2 separate regions of the Homo sapiens genome follow, and region 2 is linked to region 1. Evidence: chromatin loops called from intact Hi-C (ENCODE). Cell type or tissue: natural killer cell. All regions are shown on one strand. Region 1 holds the start of HOXB9 (homeobox B9). Region 2 overlaps CBX1 (chromobox 1).

Region 1 (5,000 bases):
CCTCTAGACATCTCCCTGGTGGGTATTTGCATTAGGGGTAGAACCCGGGCTTGCCTGACAGTCTGAGGGCTGTTTTGCCAAATTTGGTGTGCGATGGTCTGCAACTGGAGTGTCACCTCACTTGACTGAATGGTGGTTGTGAGCTCACCCCATTACTGTGTGTGGATGTCTGCTGAGCTGTGTAGAGTTGGAGTGTCCCTGGGTGACTTTTGGGTGGGTGTAGAGAAGAAACAGGCAAGCTGGAAGTGAGGGGCTAGGACTTCCCAGAAAAATTACAGGGCATACTAGGAGCTTGACTGGGGTCTCTCTTTCCTTGTGGCCCATCACATTCTTAGGAACCAACTATTTCTATCTTCTAAATCAACAAAACTTTCTCCTGACACCTAGAGAGAAGAGAGAGACAGGTAAGGGCAAAGGAAAGGAGGGAGGTTCTAGGTGCAGATAAAGGACTTGGAAGAGAGACTCCCTTCCCCATTCACTTGAATACATCCCAGACAGCACTGGCTTTGCAGTCGTCACATAACTAAGAGTGAGATGGGGAAGAGCTAGGGAGGACTGGGGGTAATCTTTAATCTTTACTCTTTGCCCTGCTCCTTATTCATTTTCTTCATTTTCATCCGCCGGTTCTGAAACCAGATTTTGACTTGTCTCTCACTCAGATTGAGGAGTCTGGCCACTTCGTGCCTACGGTCCCTGGTGAGGTACATATTGAACAGAAACTCCTTCTCTAGCTCCAGCGTCTGGTATTTGGTGTAGGGACAGCGCTTTTTCCGGGAAGAGCGAGCGTGCAGCCAGTTGGCGGAGGGGTTGGCTGAAAGAGAAGCAGCGATAGAATCAAAGAAAGGAAGGGGGTGAAGGGCCCCAGATCAAGAGGGCACTCCCTTGGTCTCCACTCCCCATCTTGCACTGGAGAAGAGGCCACCTGGGTCTTCAAGCTCCCAGGAAGGGTGTCACAGATGGGCCAGCCATTGCTATAGACACCTCCAGGTGAGAGGCTGTGTGGAAAGGATGGAGCCAAACGTGGGCCCAGGCTTCCTCAGCACTTCCAAAGCTCTGCCTACATCAAGTTCCCTCTCAATTTTTCTCTACTTGGGTCCAAACTGCTTAGGACTCAGGTCAGAGTTCAGCATGGTTGAAGTCCCACCAGCAGCACTCCCAGGCTGACTAGGGGTGGGTGGCTGACCTGAAGGGTCCTGGCTCTAGGAGGTGAGAGGAGGAGTTGGGTGGGGAAGTGAGATGTCTGTTCAGTCACTGCATTTGGGGTGTCACTTCACCCCAAGAGACCTCTCAGCCCTTCAGTCCAGTCCCAATATCCCCTGCCTTGATCACAAACAAGCTTGTGTCTCTAGACCACATGGCAGCAGGCATGTGTGTCTGCGTAGAAATCTCCCCCCCTGCCACCACCACACACCACGAATATGGGTCTGCACTTAGAGCCACAAACAGCCAGCACACTCCAATTCACACGCAATGCAATTGCAACCATTTATCAACTCCAGCTTATGGACAGGGGAGCACTGGGGGCTCACAGATAACTTATGGTTGCAATAGTCTCTCTCCTTTTCAGCTCCTGCTCAGCTCACAGTTTGGTTAACGCAAGTGCAGGGAAATTAGGGAATAAAATTGCTCCAGTCCCAAGGTGGGGAGCCAGGGGTGATGTGGAGGTAAAAGGAAGCCCTTCACAGCACACCTAGCCTTAATTGATCCTATGTGGGGGCTGGAGGGGAGAAGAGGGTAACCGAGTGGAAGAGAGGAAACAAAAATATATACAGGCTTCTCTTCTTACCTTCTCTCCCCCTACTCTGGAACTCAAAAAAGTTGCCAAATAAAGCTAAGCCAATTAAAAATAACAGCCACCAGCTACTAGCTTCCTTCTCCCCAAGTGAAAAACACTGGATTTTTTTATATAAAAAATTTGGTTCATCCTACACTAAGTACCGTGTCTTACCAATTTGCAGCGCTATTTCCTTAATGTGATTGCCTGGGATGGGACCCGCAGCCGCATTAAATATGAAAGAGGGAAAAAACTGTTAATAATTGATCCTAGCCAAATGGCTGCCTTGCCATAATGGGCTTTTCAGGCAGAATTTGGGGGTTTAGGGTGGGGGATCTGTTTGGGAGTGTGCGGGGAGGGTTGGGGAAGAATGTGTTCCCTAAATGCCAGCTCTTAGGATTCCACCTGGCAGGTTGGAGGTGACAGGACCCTGCAAGGAATGGGGCTGCTCTTTACTCTCCAGCAGGCAAGGATGCTCTAAAGGGCCCTGGGGCCACTCCGTCAATGGGAAATCTAGCAGGGCAAGGAGAGACTAAAACATCCCTACTTCCCAAAAAGAGTAAGAAACGAGGACCTGATCCACCAGCCTGCGAGTCATTGTTTGAGGCTGAGTTCCCTCACCGATGAGCCCTTCTCAACCTTAAAAATAAATAATAGGAGAACCCTCTCTTCTCATCTAGTAGCACCTCCTGAAAATCAGCCAGACTTGGCGTTCTGGCCGGGGTGCTTTTGAGGAGTGGGAGGTGACGGGAAACTACCCACAAAGGGTAAAGTTCTCCGCCTCTCTGCAACTCTCTCTTCCCCCCACCCCTCCTCTCCCCGGGGTCCCTTCGAGATGCCCCGATATTCGGAAGCGATTCCCCGACTCCCCAAGAGGCGGACAGCCCGGGCTGGGGCTCGGGAGCCCCGCAGAGAGCAGCGGGGGACCGCAGAAAAGGAAGCGGTAGCCCCTGCGAGGACGCCGAGGAGGAGAGGGGCCACCGGAGGGAAGGCTCCCGGGGAGGGGCCGGCGCATCCGGGGAGGGGGCTCAGTCACCGCGTCCTGGGCTTCCCCCGCCCCTCCTGTCGCCGGTTGCGGACTCTGCGCGGCTACAGCGCGAGATCTGCTAGGAACAATCCTCCGCCAAGCTGTTGCATCGCAAATAAAATCCTAATGAGCTCCCTCCCCCTTCCCCTTGGCCGGCTTTTACGGTCTGCGCGTGGCGCGGGGAGCTCTGCCAGCCGCACGGCCCCGGGCAGCCCAGTGCGCTCCGGCCCTTGCCCTCGCCGGCTCTCGGCCTCGCTGGCCGCTGGCCCCGGCCCCCGCCAGCTCCTCTCCCGGCCGTCGCCGGTCTCTGGCCGGGCTTTCAGCTGGGGCCTCCGGGAGAGAGGGGGAAAGAGGGCCGAGAGAGCTGCAAGTCGATCCCCGAGCCCCTGTTCCCCGCAGGACTTGGAGAAGTGGGGGCAGCGCTCCTCTGGCGGCCTCAGTCTCCCCTTCTAGAGCACGCAGCTTTCCCCTTCCCTCCGTCTTTCCTTCCTCTCCCCTCCTCCTCCCGGCCCGCTCTCCGGCCACCGCCGCAGTTTCCCTTCACATTGTCCGCAGTTTATTGCCTTTCCCCTCCCCGCCCCCCTCCTGGCCTTCGGCCTGGGTATTTCCTCACTTTTTATAACTTACTTTGATCCGGCCTCTCTTTGTCCTCGCTTCCTTCGCAAATTTTATTGTCCCCGTAGCCGGGTCTTTGATTAGACAGCACGGCCTCCCTGCCCGCCGAAGTTTCCAAACTGTACTCGGGCGTGCCCTGTTTGAGCAGCTCCCCAGGCGCGCCCAGCAGCGGCTCCGCCTTCACCGCCGCCTGGCCCTGCCCCGGGGCCGCTTCGCCGCGCGGCGCCGGCTCCAGCCAGGTGCGGAGGTACCTGCTCTCGGCCGGCGGGACGCCCTGGGGCTGGATGTAAGGGTGGTAGACGGACGGCAGGCTCCCGGACGCGTGCGGGCTCAGCGGCGCCCAGGAGGCGCCGAACACCGGCGCTTTGGGCTGGAAGCTGCACGAGGGGAACTCCAGGTGCTCCGCGTGGCCCGGCTGCCGCGAGCTCGCGTACTGGCCAGAAGGAAACTTGGCTGGAGGCGCGTCCTCACTCTCGTGACTTATGATCGAGTCGACATAATAGCTGCTAAGCGTCCCAGAAATGGACATTCTCAGACATTATCCGGGCGCTTGCAGGGGGAAGGGAAGCGCTCGCGCGGCGGCGCCCAAGCAGGGAGAGGTGGCACCCGGACCGGTGTGAGGGCTTTCGGACGCGACCCCCCCAGCCCCCCACCCTCCCACCCCCACCCCCTGCTCAACTTCTCAGCCAACAAAGTACAGTGGAGCAGCCCGTCTCAGCTCTCCTTGCAAAATGATTGGTCAAAGTTTTTCCGACTGCCTGATAAAGCGTCAGCTCCGACATAAATCAATCGGGCGAGGGGGCTGCGCTCTCGCTGTCATCCGTCCGCACCGCACTCCATATCGAGGATGGATTGTTTTATGCTGATGCAATGTGCTATCACGTCAGGGCTCCGGCGGCCACGTAACCTCAGCCCCAGCTACCGGCCGCCCGGTCCCCCCCTCCCGCTGCAGGAAGGGGGGCAGTTCTCAACATGGGGCGGCGGGGGCGGAGGAGAGGCGGAGGGAAGCGGCGGGCTGCCTTGGGAGGGACGCAGGCTGTAGAGCCCTCTCCCCAGGCGGGTCGGGGAGGGAGGGAGAGCAAGGGCGGAGGGAGGGAGAGAGCCCCAGCCCGGGGAGAAGCCATAGAGGCCCGAGAGGATACTGGAAGAGGAGGTGCTCCTGTCCCCCCACACACACCTCCACCCCGCAGGCCCTCATTTCCTCTTCTCTTTCCCCTTGACAAAAGATGTTTATTAAACAACAACAGCAGCAGCAATCCACAGGAGATGAAGTAAAATGATGAGGGGAAAAGTTGGGGATTTTAGGACGTTGTCCGCTTTGGAGGGGGCTCTCCTTGCACTCTTTGTAGAGATTTACATGACTGCGAGCTTCCCTGGGCCCCTCAGTAGCTGAGGGAGGAGGAGAGAGGTGAATAAAACGACTGAGTGTCCAAGAATCCACTATCTGTCCTGAAATTAGAAACTACTTGAGGTTAAAGGGATCCATCAGGTCCCGGAAACGTGAGCCTAGGAAAGAGTTTAATACAAGGAACCAGAGCGCCTTTACATTTATTGGGCCTTTCTCTGACTCTGGCCAGAAGGATG
Region 2 (5,000 bases), 540 kb before region 1:
TCTCGAACTCCTGACCTCAGGTGATCCACCTGCCTCGGCCTCCCAAAGTGTTGGAATTACAGGCATGAGCCACCACGCCTGGCCTTCACAGCAAACTTCTTTATTCTTGTGTATCCATTTAAAACTTTTATACCCATTCTTGGTAATTTTAAAAGGCTCCCAATACTCCTTTTACCATAAAGCATGGTAGCTAGGGCCAGGCGTGCAGGCTCACATCTGCAATCCCAGCATTTTGGAAGGCCCAAGTGGGAGAATTCCTGAAGCCCAGTAGTGTGTGACCAGCCTAGGCAACACAGCAAGACTCCATCTTCACAAAAAAACCGTTGTAAAAGAGCACGGTAGCTAAAATATTGCATTAAATTGAAAGGCTGGGTGCAGTGGCTCACACCTATAATTCTAGCACTTTGGGAGGCCGAGGCGGGCAGATCACCTGAGGTCAGGGGTTCAAGACCATCCTGGCCAACATGGCGAGACCCTGTCCCTACTAAAAATACAAAAATTAGCCAGTCGTGAGCCAAGATCGCACGACTGTACTCCAGCCTGGGCAACAGAGTGAGACACTGTCTCAAAAAAAAAAGAAAAGCAGTCCTCCTAAAAATGTGCACATATCAATAAAACTTACATATTACTCTCTGACTCATACTTTCTCCTATTCCAAGTTTTCCTTTTCATCAAAGTACTGGATTTGAATTTGTTTTTTTTTTTTGAGATGGAGTCTTGCTCTGCCCCCAGGCTGGAGTGCAGTGGTGCAATCTCAGCTCACTGCAAGCTCCGCCTCCTGGGTTCACACCATTTTCCTGCCTCAGCCTCCTGAGTAGCTGTGACTACCGGCGCCCGCCACCACGCCCAGCTAATTTTTTGTATTTTTAGTAGAGACGGGGTTTCACCATGTTAGCCAGGATGGTCTCGATCTCCTGACCTCATGATCCGCCTGCCTCGGCCTCCCAAAGTGCTGGGATTACAGAGCTGAGCCACCATGCCCAGTCTGTTTTTGTCTTTTTGAGACGGAGTCTCAACTCTGTGAGCTGGGCTGGAGTGCAATGGTGTGATCTCAATTTACTGCAACCTCTGCCTCCCGGGTTCAAGCGATTCTCCTGCCTCCACCTCCCGAGTAGTTGGTTTTACAGGTGCCCGCCATTACGCCTGGCTAATTTCTATATTTTTAGAAGAGACGGGGTTTAACCACGTTGGCCAGGCTGGTCTTCAACTCCTGACCTCGTGATTTGCCTGCCTTGGCTTTCCAAAGTGCTGGGATTACAAGCGTGAGCCACCGTGCCTGGACTTTTTTTTTTTTTTTTTTTTTTGAGACGGAGTCTCACTCCAGCCCAGGCTGGAGTGCAGTGGCACAATCTCGGCTCACTGCAACCTCTGCCTCCCGGGTTCAAGTGATTCTCCTGTCTCAGCCTCCTGAGTAGCTGGGACTACAGGTGTGAGCTACCACGCCCGGCTAATTTTTGTATTTTTAGCAGAGACAGGGTTTCACCAACGTTGGTCAAGCTGCCAGGCTGGTCTCAAACTCGTGACTTCGTGATTCACCCGTGCTGGCCTCCCAAAGTGCTGGGATTACAGGCGTGAGCCACCGAACCCAGCTCCAGCCCCGGCCCCGCACCTCCCCCTCTTTGAGATGGAGTCTCACTCCAGCCGGGCTGGAGTGCAGTGGCACAGTCTTGGCTCACTGCAACCTCCGCCACCTGGGTTCAAGTGATTCTTTTGCCTCAGCCTCCTGAGTAGCTGGGACTACAGGTGTGTGCCACCATGCCCAGCTAGTTTTTGTTTTTTTAGTAGAGACAGGGATTCGCCATGTTGGCCAAGCTGGTCTCGAACTCCTGACCTCAAGTGATCCACCCGCCATGGCCTCCCAAAGTGCTGGGATTACAGGCATGAGCCACTGTGCCCAGCCATGTTCTCTTGTTCTTTATGCAGTCTTTTCTGAATTGAACTTACGATTCACAAATTTCTTGTTAACTTATTGTATTTAGTTTATTTTACAACTTTTTTTCTTTTTTGAGACAGTGTCTCACTCTATCACCTAGGATGGAATGCAGTGAAGTAATTATGGCTCATTGCAGCTTTGACCTCCTGGGCTCAAGTGATCCCGCTGCCTCAGTCTCCTGAGTAGCTGGAACCACAGGTGTGCGCCACCATGCCTGGCTAATTTTTTAAATTTTTAGTAGAGACAAGTTCTCAATATGTTGCCCAGGCTTGTTTCAAACTCCCAGGCTCAAGTGATCCTCCCACCTCAGCCTCCTACTGGGATTACAGACATAAGCCATCACACCTGGCCTCCAATTTATTTCTAAAAACTAAGGAAGAGTCATAAAAATGCCAGAATGATCATGAAATTCTCTAAACTGGAACCCTGTAAAAATTTGGAAAACAAGTGTGGGGAAAACAGAACTGTAGTTATCAAAGATAATAGAATCTGAGTTTACTCCTTTATAAAATACATCATCAAGCTAGGTAACATCTAAGGGTTTTTCCAGTGTTGAAATTTTAGTCCCTTATAAATCTATTTTATTTAGTCCTTCATCCAAATTTGACTTTTTTGGGGGAGGGGGACACAGTCTCCCTCTGTCGCCCAGGCTGCAGTGCAATGGTGCTATCTCGGCTCACCTACGCCTCTAGGGTTCAAGTGATTCTCATGCCTCAGCCTCCTGAGTAGCTAGGACTACAGGCACCTGCCACCAGGCCCAGTTGATTTTTGTATATTTAGTAGAGATGGGGTTTCAGCATGTTGGCCAGGCTGGTCTCGAACTCCTGACCTCAAGTGATCTGCCCGTTTTGGTTTCCCAAAACTCTGGAATTAACAGGCATGAGCTACCGTGCCCGGACCCAACTCTTTGACTTCTGACAGACTTAAAGCCTTATGATTACCAATTTTTGTCAGTAGATGGCACTGTATCAATGAAACAAAATTGATCAACAAAACTGGCCAAAGAATTACCTGGATGGCAGGTAATCCAAGACAAGGAAGAGTTACGTCTCCGCTTGAGTTTAAAATAATACCAATTTGAGGTTAAACTGGTTATTCCTAGCATCCTTAGGAAAGGAAGCTTACTTAGTGTAATCATTAAGTTTTCTAAACACTGTAAAACTGGCATGTATAGACAGAATGCACTTAGAGTCCATCTACAAGGCTGGGTGCGGTGGTTCACGCCTGTAATCCCAGCACTTTGGGAGACTGAGGCAGGCAGATCACAAGGTCAGGAGTTCGAGACCAGCTTGGCCAATATGGCGAAACCCCATCTCTACTAAAAGTATAAAAATTAGCTGGGTATGGTGGCGCTCGCCTGTAGTGCCAGCTACTCGGGAGGCTGAGGCAGGAGAATTGCTTGAACCCGGGAGGCGGAGGTTGCAGTGAGCCGAGATCGCGCCACTGCACTCCAGCCTGGTGACAGAGCGAGACTCCATCTCAAAAAAAAAAAAAAAAAAAAAAAAAAAAAAAAATATATATATATATATATATATATATATATATATATATATATAAAATTTGTCTTAGAAAAATAAATAGCATTTCTTTTTGAAAAGTTTAATCTATTTATTTGCTTATTTAGAGACCAGGTTATGAGACTGCCTAATTTTTGTATTTTCGGTAGAGAAGGGTTTTTGCCATGTTGCCAATGCTGGTCTTGAACCCCTGGGCTCAAGCGATCCACCTGCCTTGACCTCCCAAAGTGCTGGGATTACTGGCATGAGATCTGGCCAAAAAATAAAACAGCACTGACTATTATCCACCTGATCCTTCTGCTATGAGCCGAAAGGGTCAGCATAGCTTCTAACTGATCTCTACCTACTGCAAGCTTATCCTCCCTTTATCATTAATTAGCATGGCCTCAGAGAGGAACAGTCATAGAATGGCATAATTGTTAGGTAAAGAAAGCGCCCAAATGGGGAAATCTAAAGTAAAGCATTCTCATGACTTCGATCTTTACTCACTTTTATTTTTTGAGACAGAGTTTCGCTCTTGTCGCCCAGGCTGGAGTGCAATGGAGCACTCTCAGCTCACTGCAACCTTCACCTCCTGAGTTCAAGCGATTCTCCTGTCTCAGCCTCTCAAAGAGCTAGGATTACAGGCGCTCACCACCATGCCCAGCTAATTTTTTTAATACTCTTAGTAGAGACAAGATTTCACCATGTTGGCCAGGCTGGTCTCGAACTCCTGACCTCAGGTGATCTGCCTGCCTCGGCCTCCCAAAGTGCTGGGATTACAGGCCTAAGCCACTGAGCCTGGCCCTTTCCTTACTTTTTAAGTACTGTCTTAAGAGCAACTCAAATAAGAAGAATATAGAAAACAGATCCCCGCTTCTTCCTGAGCTTTCTTTACTGGCTCATCCCAGAGCATCTACATCCAGAGATACTGTATTACTGGAGATTCCCAGCCAGCCTTCCCAACGTGTTTTTTTGTTTACAATTAGTTCTCTAGGGTTTCAAGAAAGCTATTTGTCAAAATCAGTAGAGAGGTCAGGGCTCGGCAGCACACACCTGTAATTCCAGCACTTTGGAAGGCCTAGGCAGAAGGACTGCTTGAGCCCAGGAGTTTGAGACCAGCCTGGGCAACGTAGTGAGACCCCATCTCTACAAAAAATAATCAGCTGGGTGTGCTGGGAGGATCGCTTAAGCACAGGAGGTTGAGGCTGCTGTGAGCTGTGATTGTGCCACTGCACTCCAGCCTGGGTGAGGAAGCAAGACTGTCTTTAAAAAAATGATAAAGAGGCTGGGCGTGGTGGCTCACACCTGTAATCCCAGCACTTTGGGAGGCTGAGGTGGGCAGATCACGAGGTCAGGAGATCGAGCCCATCCTGGCTAACACGGTGAAACCCCATCTCTACTAAAAATACAAAAAATTAGCTGGGTGTGATGGCGGGCACCTGTAATCCCAGCCACTCGGGAGGCTGAGGCAGGAGAATGGCGTGAACTCGGGTAGCGGAGCTTGCAGTGAGCCGAGATCATGCCACTGCACTCCAGCCTGGGGGACAGAGCGAGACTCCATCTCAAAA

Evidence for each region. Hi-C counts contacts between places; a loop is a spot of excess contacts. Peaks named below come from ENCODE experiments on the same cell type or tissue, not always from the same donor. Only the 100,000 strongest peaks of a DNase experiment are listed, where the experiment ranks them.
Region 2: a loop joins it to region 1, with 4 times the contacts of the local background. A loop is called at or near these places in 7 of 110 quality-filtered maps.

What each region holds. Positions count from the first base shown.
Region 1 is chr17:48,622,325-48,627,324 of GRCh38, forward strand. It overlaps HOXB9 (homeobox B9), which reads right to left and starts at 4,034. Exons shown (of 2, transcript NM_024017.5): 1 at 3,429-4,034; 2 at 1-811. The coding sequence starts at 3,945. The coding sequence ends at 576. RefSeq lists an enhancer at 2,887-3,564 and a silencer at 4,975-5,000. In natural killer cell, no CTCF peak of the experiment used is centred here; DNase peaks (open chromatin) are centred at 2,827, 3,787 and 4,317; H3K4me3 peaks cover 1,107 bases; H3K27me3 peaks cover 3,105 bases.
Region 2 is chr17:48,077,506-48,082,505 of GRCh38, forward strand. All of the region lies in intron 1 of CBX1 (chromobox 1), which reads right to left. Among named protein-coding and RNA genes, the nearest start is that of CBX1, 21 kb to the right of the region's middle. In natural killer cell, a CTCF peak has its summit at 2,899 (motif pointing right); a DNase peak (open chromatin) is centred at 2,886.